Regions from separate parts of the Homo sapiens genome. Here region 1 is linked to region 2. Evidence: chromatin contacts called from ENCODE Hi-C or POLR2A ChIA-PET data. All regions are on one chromosome and are shown on one strand. The core of a region is the stretch at or near the end of the contact, and the rest is flanking DNA. Distances in the headings are between cores, read along the strand shown.

The links. A loop is a pair of places that touch in the nucleus more often than their neighbours do. ChIA-PET counts read pairs that join two places held with the same protein, here RNA polymerase II (POLR2A). Pooled maps may share reads with other maps.
Region 1: a map of naive thymus-derived CD4-positive, alpha-beta T cell shows a loop between it and region 2 (5-fold over the local background). The contact joins two enhancer-like sites. A Hi-C loop is called at or near these places in 1 of 168 maps with a recorded cell type or tissue (naive thymus-derived CD4-positive, alpha-beta T cell) and 6 of 50 pooled maps. POLR2A ChIA-PET finds 5 or more read pairs at or near these places in 1 of 52 experiments (activated naive CD4-positive, alpha-beta T cell).

The regions. Positions count from the first base shown.
Region 1 is chr2:161,074,838-161,079,068 of GRCh38, forward strand. No RefSeq gene overlaps it. Among named protein-coding and RNA genes, the nearest start is that of TANK-AS1, 83 kb to the right of the region's middle. Within about 2 kb of position 2,819, at least 11 of the 41 ENCODE cell types and tissues checked have a DNase peak (open chromatin) inside an H3K27ac peak, as active enhancers do.
Region 2 is chr2:157,896,745-157,900,796 of GRCh38, forward strand. The region is part of intron 1 of LOC105373714 (a long non-coding RNA gene); the gene reads left to right. Among named protein-coding and RNA genes, the nearest start is that of ACVR1, 22 kb to the left of the region's middle. Within about 2 kb of position 1,972, at least 6 of the 41 ENCODE cell types and tissues checked have a DNase peak (open chromatin) inside an H3K27ac peak, as active enhancers do.

The DNA.
Region 1 (4,231 bases), core at 1,569-4,068, 3.2 Mb after region 2:
ATATATTATTCCATAAAATGTTTCTGTCTTGCTTTAATTTCCATAGCATCACAAATGTTGTTATAATCAAGATTTTCACATTATTTGTGCTTTATTGATAGTAATGCCAAATTAGACAAACTTTCTTGAGTCACTGTTGTTTTTAAATAAATTTTTATTAATTCCTGTTTAAAGAAACTTGGCTCTGCTGAGGCAATAGGGGCAGGAATTGTCAAGTTATTAATTCAATAGTTAGATTTAGAAATGAGTAAGATATACATGTCTTGCTCAGATATTGTAAAAGTGATATATTGATAAATTATTACAGAAAATATTGCAAAATATTTTTAACTTCACCATATGTATAGCTATTGCCTATATTGCAACTTTTATCATCTCTTAAAGCAATATGTAGATCTACTCATAATGTAAAAAATCAATATCTTTTACATGCTTCAAAAATTTTAAGCTAAAACCTATATATATACACAAATCCGAGTAATATAAACTAATCCTACAGAATTTCTACAGCTTTGTGCAACTGTTTCAAATATTGCACTAATTTATGAGTACCTCTAGAACCACAAATTGGAACAAGAAGTGAAGCGAGAAAATAGACATTCAGCACTGGGATACTTCACCATAACAAGAATCTATTTCATGCATGTTAATTAAGAGGGAGAATTTAACAAGTTAGACATTTATATTTTCATGTAGCTCAGTGTTTCCACTGCTCCTGGATTCCAAGTAGTGTGTGTCTTCCATACCAATAGTATTTCAACCCATACACTTCCATGCCATTTGAACGGGTGACTTTTGTTTTGAGGCCATCAAGCAGATTTGAAGAAGGATTTCTCTGTGGCCTGAATGGTGTTTGTCCTGAGACTGAATTTTTAGGATTACCAAGTGACAGAGGCACCCATGCATTCTTTAATGAATTCATTTTATGTGTGATACAAGGGGCCCTCTAAATTGTAGGACCTGGACAGAGACTCCTCTTTCCTGGGCTAAGAGCTGTACTCATTGCAGCAATGCAGAGGGACATTCCAAAAGGAATTAAGTCACTTATGTAAATCCTTCAGGAGAGATTTTGCCAGCCTCCTTTTCACCTTACCTCCTGTTCATCATTAATTATGCATGGTTGAGAAGATGTAAGAAAAACAAAATAGTATGATTTAGCACAAGCTTGTCCAACCCGCAGCCTTGATCCCACGTGCAGCCCAGGACGGCTTTGAATGTGGCCCAACACAAATTCATACTTTCTTAAAACATAATGTGATTTTGGGGGATTTTTGTTGTTGTTGTTCTCAGCTATCATTACTATTAGCGTATTTTTTGTATGGCCCAAGACAATTCTTCCAATGTGACCCAGGAAAGCCAAAATATTGGACACCCCTGATTTAGTACATCTTACATTCTTAAGCATTGATATAAGCACTTTATGTGCTTTAACATATTTTTATCTTCACAACCAAAGAAATAAATAATCTTATTATTCCTTTTTTTTAATGAGAAAATTGAGACACAAAGGTTACACAACTTGCCTCAGGTCACAGAGCTGGGAAGCAGTGGAGCTGGTAGGACAGAAATTAGTCAATGATTCTTTTATTCCGTGACTTCTTCCTTCTTCAGGTCTTACTTTTGATTTGCTTTTTGATTAAAGATTTTCTCAAAACAGTGCTAACACATTTAACAATGTGTTAAAACTGCTTGGGTTCTAATCCTGACTCTACCACTTGCCAACTGGGTATCCTTAGAAGTCACACTCTGTAAAGCAGAAACGGTCATAGTACCAATCTCATAGTGTTAATGTGAGAAATAAATCATGTAATAATGTACAGCATTTTTAATATTAGGTGCCATGTAAATGTTTGCTTTTGTTATTGTTCTGTTATTATGTATGGTTTATTTTCTAAGCTGCCCAATATGGAAAAAATCGTGACTTTCTTAGAGCTCTGTTGTGTGGTAGTTGAGTTAAAATATGAAAGACACTTAAAACAATGCCAGGCCAGGCGTGGTCGTTCCTGCCTGTAATCCCAGCACTTTAGGAGGCTGAGGCGATCACCTGAAGTCAGGAGTTTGAGTCCAGCCTGGGCAACATGGCAAAATCCCATCTCTACTAAAAATACAAAAATTAGCTGGGCATGGTGGCAGCCGTCTGTAATCCCAGGTACTCGGGAGGCTGAGGCAGGAGAGTCGCTTTAACTCGGGAGGCAGAGGTTGCAGTGAGCCAAGATCGCGCCACTACACTCCAGCCTGGGTGACAGAGCTCCATCTCAAAACAAACAAACAAACTTTGTATGTCCGTGTGTCAGTGGGGCTCATTCCAACATTTTGCCCCAGCACACTGAGGCGTGAGGCACGCTTCCAGAAGTAGCAGGGGCTACTGGGATATTTTGAGAGTATTTAAATAGTGAGCAGAAGGAACAGATAAGGGGAGAAAGTAGAGAATTAAACATGAGAGAGAACAAAAGAACAATGAAAAGTGTGAGGCCTTGGAAGAACTGTGAGAAATGGAATTCAAAGGGTTATTAAGGAATTAACCTCAGGAAGGAAAAGGAGCACATATTCGTGTGTAATACAGGGTAACAAAGAATGACTAGTGAGAATGAAGATGTTTACAGATTAGTTGGCAGAACTGGGGGAAATTTCTCTCTGGTGACCTCAATTTTCCCTATAAAATAGGAAGTGAAGTCATCTGTTGGACATAGTGAGAGCCAAATTTTGAAGAGAGAATAGAGGAAGTTTGAAATAGTAGCTGCAGAGAAGGGAAGAGATAATGGGACAGGCTTGAAGACCTAAATGACTTTACAATGGTTCAGAACACATGATGTGGCTGTGCGGTTTCCTTTAACACTGCTCAGAAATACTGTATGAGTTCAGGGAAAACAGCTGGGTTGGGGTTTTGCGAGGCTGTCACTATGGAAGGAAATACAGGTTTAAAGATACTGACAAAACAAAGGATGAAGTGATAAACCACAATGTCTAGATTCAGTTGACAAGGAAGATGACGGGGGAGTTGGGAGCAAGAAGTGGGGTTTATTTGGGGACACAGGTGACATTGAAGGATTGGGTGGCAGTAGCCAAATGTGAAGGTCACAAGGCAGTATAACTATGGTCAGAGATTTCCCAACAGTACAGATTTGAATGTAATATTTCAGAAGGTTCTGGATCATGACAGCATCAGGGTGCTGCCCTGGGAGGAGGGGCTGAAGAGAAACACAGTAAAAGTCCCTAGAGATGAGAAAATAAAGAAACTGAGAGGCCAAGCAATTGGATGGTATATTAGTTTGCTAGGGCTTCCCAAGTGCCACAGACTGGGTGGCTTAAACCACAGAAATTCATTTCCTCACAGTTGTGGAGGCTGGCACTCTGAGATCAAGGCGTGAGCAAGGTCTTTCTTCAGAGGCTTGTCTTGGCTTGTCGGTAGCCGTATTCTCCCTGTGCCTTTAAGTGTTCTTTCTTCTCTGTCTGTGAACTAATCTTCCCTTACAAGGACATGGGTCATATTGGATTGAGACCAATCTCCAAAGACTTCATTTAACCTTCATTAACTCTTTAAAGACCCCATTTCCAAATATAGTCATATCCTGGGGCAATAGAACTTAGGACTTCAACATATGAATGGGGATGGAGCTGAAAACACAATTTAGCCCACAACAGAATGGTCATTCAGGAAGAGACAGAGGGCACCCAGAATGGTGGTAAAATGGGTAGAGATGATGAGGGGAAATGAGGTACCCAACTCTTCAGTGTTTAAGGTGGCTAATTAGCTTGTTGCTGTTTCATAGAGTTTGTGTATTCCTCCATATTATTTAGGATTCCAAGCCATTTTTTTGTGCAGTATTTTTTTCATAGACCCATAACCCATGTCAGTTTTTTTGTTGTAGTGTCAATTTTTGTCTTTTACCAAAGACAGGGATTGTGGCTTGTACAACCCTATCCATTCAGCTAAGTGTGAGCCCCTCATTGACTGTGTAGCTGGAAATCTGGCTAAAATGACAAGTACCTGGACAAACATTCGTCATATATGACAGCATAAGACTAACAGAGAATCCACTCTCACTCCACCCCACTCTCACTCCATGGCTAGATTCTCTGACACACTGAACATAGAGCATAAAACAAAGCCTCAACCTACAATGCACACACATACTCCTAGAACTCTTAGAACTTTCCCATTTTCTACCCTTGTCATAATAAAAATGCCTACCATTTATTGAACAAAGCATTGTACAAGGTACTATGCTTT
Region 2 (4,052 bases), core at 722-3,221:
TATACACCATTACCCTAGGCCTAGAAGACATTTGATTAACACGTGTAGGACACGAATGAGGACTGGCAAAATTTCTAAGGTATGTTATTCATGAGTATGGGGAAATATACCCAGATACCATTGACGACAATGAGAAATGCTTTGGGAAGTGACATAGGAATGATCAGAGAAAATTATATTCTCAAGTTATCCCATAAATTCGCAGCAAGAAAGGCAGGACATAGAAAAACTAGGAAGTCTAGACAGGTTAATATCTCCTCTCTCACCAAGCAACTGAGCCCCCCTCCCCTGACCAAAAAAAGCATGAATCTCGTCACCGTACAGAGTTGGTTATTTTCCTCCTTTCTGCTTAATGGCTATGATCTTGGGCAAGTTATTGAGTATCTCTGAACCTCACTCTACTCATGGGTAAAAAAGATAATAAGGCTTACTTCAGTTTTGGGGAGTTACTGAAATAGGTGTGTAAACCAGCTGGCACTGTGATTAGGTGCTCAATGGTAGCAGTTCCACCATTATTCTTTCCATCATGGCCACTCTGCACTGTAGTCTCACCAGAGTCACATGACTTTTAAAATAAAGTGTTCCTGTGAGAGGAGCCACAAGGAGGCTGTGGAAGTGGGAGTTGATTCTTGGGTTTAAAGACTTTTTTTGGTTTGTTTTTGTTTTTGAGAGAAGGTCTTGCTCTGTTGCCTAGGCTAGAGTGCAGTGGTATGATCATAGCCCACTGCAGCCTCAACCTCCCGGGCTCAAGCAATCCTCCCACCTCAGCCTTCTGAGTAGCTGGGACTACATGTGCACCATGCCCAACTGATTTTTGTATTTTTTGTAGAGACGGGGTTTCACCACATTGCCCAGGCTGGTCTTGAGCTCCTGGACTCAACCAATCTGCCTGCCTCAGCCTCTCAAAGTGCTGGGCTTGCAGGCATGAGCCACCATGTCTGGTCTTTCTCTTTCTGTCTGTCTGGCTTGCTTGCTTGCTTGCTTGCTTGCTTGCTTGCTTGCTTGCTTGCTTGCTTCCTTTCTTCTGTTCTTCCTTTCACTGCTTCTCTTTTTTTTTTTTTTTTTTTTTGACAAACTCAGTCATAAAGTCTTTGGTGAATGAAAAAGAAAGTGAAAGATTAAAGGGAAGAGCAGTAACTGAAAAACAGGTGCCGTGGTGCACACTTGTAGTTCAAGCTACTTGGGAGGCTGAGATGGGAGGATTGCTTGGACCCAGGAGTTCGAGGTTGCAGTGAACTATGAAAAAAAAAAGATCACTGAAGATGGATCAGAAATGGCAGATTTATAGACCTATGTGAGGCAAAAAAAGAATGGAAAGAAAAGGAAGGAAGGAGGCCAGGCACAGTGGCTCATGTCTGTAATCCCAGCACTTTAGGAGGCCGAGGCTGGTGGATCATGAGGTCAGGAGATTGAGACCATCCTGGGTAACATGGTGAAACCCCATCTGTACTCAAAATACAAAAAAATTAGTCGGGTGTGGTGGTAGCGCCAGTAATCCCAGCTACTCGGGAGGCTGAGGCAGGAGAATCGCTTGAACCCGGGAGGCGGAGGTTACGGTGAGCCAAGATTGCGCCACTGCACTCCAGCCTGGGTGACAGAGTGAGACTCCCTCTCAAAAATGGAAAGGGAAAGGGAAGGGAAAGGAGAGAGGAAGGGAAGGGGGAGAGAGAGGAAGGAAGGAAGGAAGGAGGAAGGAAAGAAGAAAAAAAAAAGAGGTGATGAGCTGTAATCTCTAGTCAACAAAACCTGACTAGAATGTTGCCTGAGAACTTCTATAAAGGGTCCTGCAGGTTTTTTGAGGAATATGGGTCGGGTGGGGAGTAGCCCATCCTATGGAAATGATACTACTGTTCATATAACTGTTGCCTCTCAGCCATCTAGACTGCTGTTTGGGTGGGCGGGATGGAGAAATACTATTCTGTTAAAACTAAGAGCTTTGAAGTGGAGACAAACACAATCTGGTAGTATCACAGAGGCATTATTCACCCTGATGACTCACACTCTGGCTCCCACACAGCAGAGGCAAGAAGTAACATTAGTGACCTTGAAGATGTTGGCCAAGTATAGACCCAGCATTAAAACCTGAGTTCAAATGAACGTGTGTGTGTGTTTGTGTGTGTGTGTGTGTGTGTGTGTAGAGAGAGACAGAGACAGAAAGAGAGACTAAGAGAATACATGTTAAAGAGAATGTATGGTGAACAATTCTAAAAACCAGTATAAAAACTTCATATTGAAAGAGCTAACTCAACTAAATAATAAGTACTTACAAGGAAATAATCATTATGTGAGTGGGTCTCAGCTCAAAGCATTGATAAAGTTGTTCAGAGCGAGAACATTTAAAAGCATCATTGTTAGTGAGGAGGTAAATAGGAAACCCAGTCCCTATTCCTGGGCTCAAATCTCCCTCATCATTTCCATTCATCATGACTCTTTATGAATCCAGTTTGCTGAAAGTAATGTTTTCTGTGTTCCCAACCACACACTGCTCTATGTTCGGAGCCCTACAGACAAAATTCAAACAGATGCAGTCCCCAGGCCTTTGACAACATGCAATAGAAAGCAGACAATAATAAAAGAATGCATCGGAACCTACAGATGTGCAGGCAGCTGCACAAATGGCAAACAGAGTCATGACCTTAGACCAGATGGTCCCTGTGGCTTAGTAAAAAATTATCAACGTAGAACCCAGGCACAGTTTCAGGTTGATAGAGATAGCTAGTTCCTGGAATTGTACATTGAAACCTCAGAGAAAAATAAAAGCAAAACCAACCATGAAGTCATTTAAAGCTGACGAGAAGAGAGAACTTTAGGAGTTATGTACTAAACAGCTAGAATAGAAAGGGTTTCCAGTTACGGAGTTTGCCACATGGAAAAACCAGGGGATGATAGTGGAGCACACCATTGTAAACAGTGAAGAATCTCATTGGTCACCATGTTTGCATGGACAAAAGAAGAGGACTGGAGTGCAAGGGCTGTAGAGGATGGCTTAAAGGTAGACTTGAGACAAGTGTACTCAGAGTTTGTTTCTCGTTTAAGTTTCCAAAGGTTTTATGGTTATGTTTCGGGTTATATTTGTCCCTCAGCATTTCTTTTTTTTTTCTTTCTTTCTTTTTTTTGAGACAGAACCTCTCTGTGTTACCAGGCTGGAGTACAGATGCGCAATCCCGGCTCACTGCAACCTCCACCTCCCAGGTTCAAGCAATTCTCCTACCTCAGCCTCCCAAGTAGCTGGGACTACAGGCACATGCCACAATGCCCAGCTAATTTTTGTATTTTTAGTAGAGACAGGGTTTCACCATTTTGGCCAGGATGGTCTCGATCTCTTGACCTCGTGATCTGCCCACCTCGGCCTCCCAAAGTGCTGAAATTACAGGCATGAGCCACTGCACCCGGCCCTATTTTTTTTTTAAAGTGTTTACCTTTCATGGGTGCATATAATAGTTACAGGAAGTAAGGTGTGGTTTACTCAGAATTCATAACTATAATTAAAACAACAACAACAAAAAACCTCTTAGGATCTTTTCTCTGCAATTAACAGTAGCCCAACTCAAAATAGCCTAAGGAGAAAAGAGACTATCATAAGAAAATCCATGTGTTTCCCAGACTCCAAGAACTGGAATGTAGGTGGGTCGCACTTAACCACACTTAAATACCACAAGCACTCTCTGTCCATCTTTTGTCTTTGTTTTGCCAGTTGGCTTCCTTCTTTGCTTGCTGCCAGCTAACCTGCTGTAGTGTTCATGCGTGCACATGGGAAACACAACTGCCAATAGGCCACATCTTATGTTTCTTCCTTTTCAAACAGCAGCAAGATTGACCTGAGTCTTAGTCTAATTCCAAACTCCTGGGAAAGGGTTAAGATTGATCCCATTTGGGTCAGGTAGCCACCCCTGAATGAATTAATGGTAGCCACTGGGTCACAATGTATTAACTCAGCTCCCATCGCTGCCATATTTGTAAACATGTGGAGGGGACAGTTCCTAGGAAAGAATGGTACTGACTAGACAAAGGGTATTTATGTATCAAGATGCTTTGGGCTGGGTATTTATTAT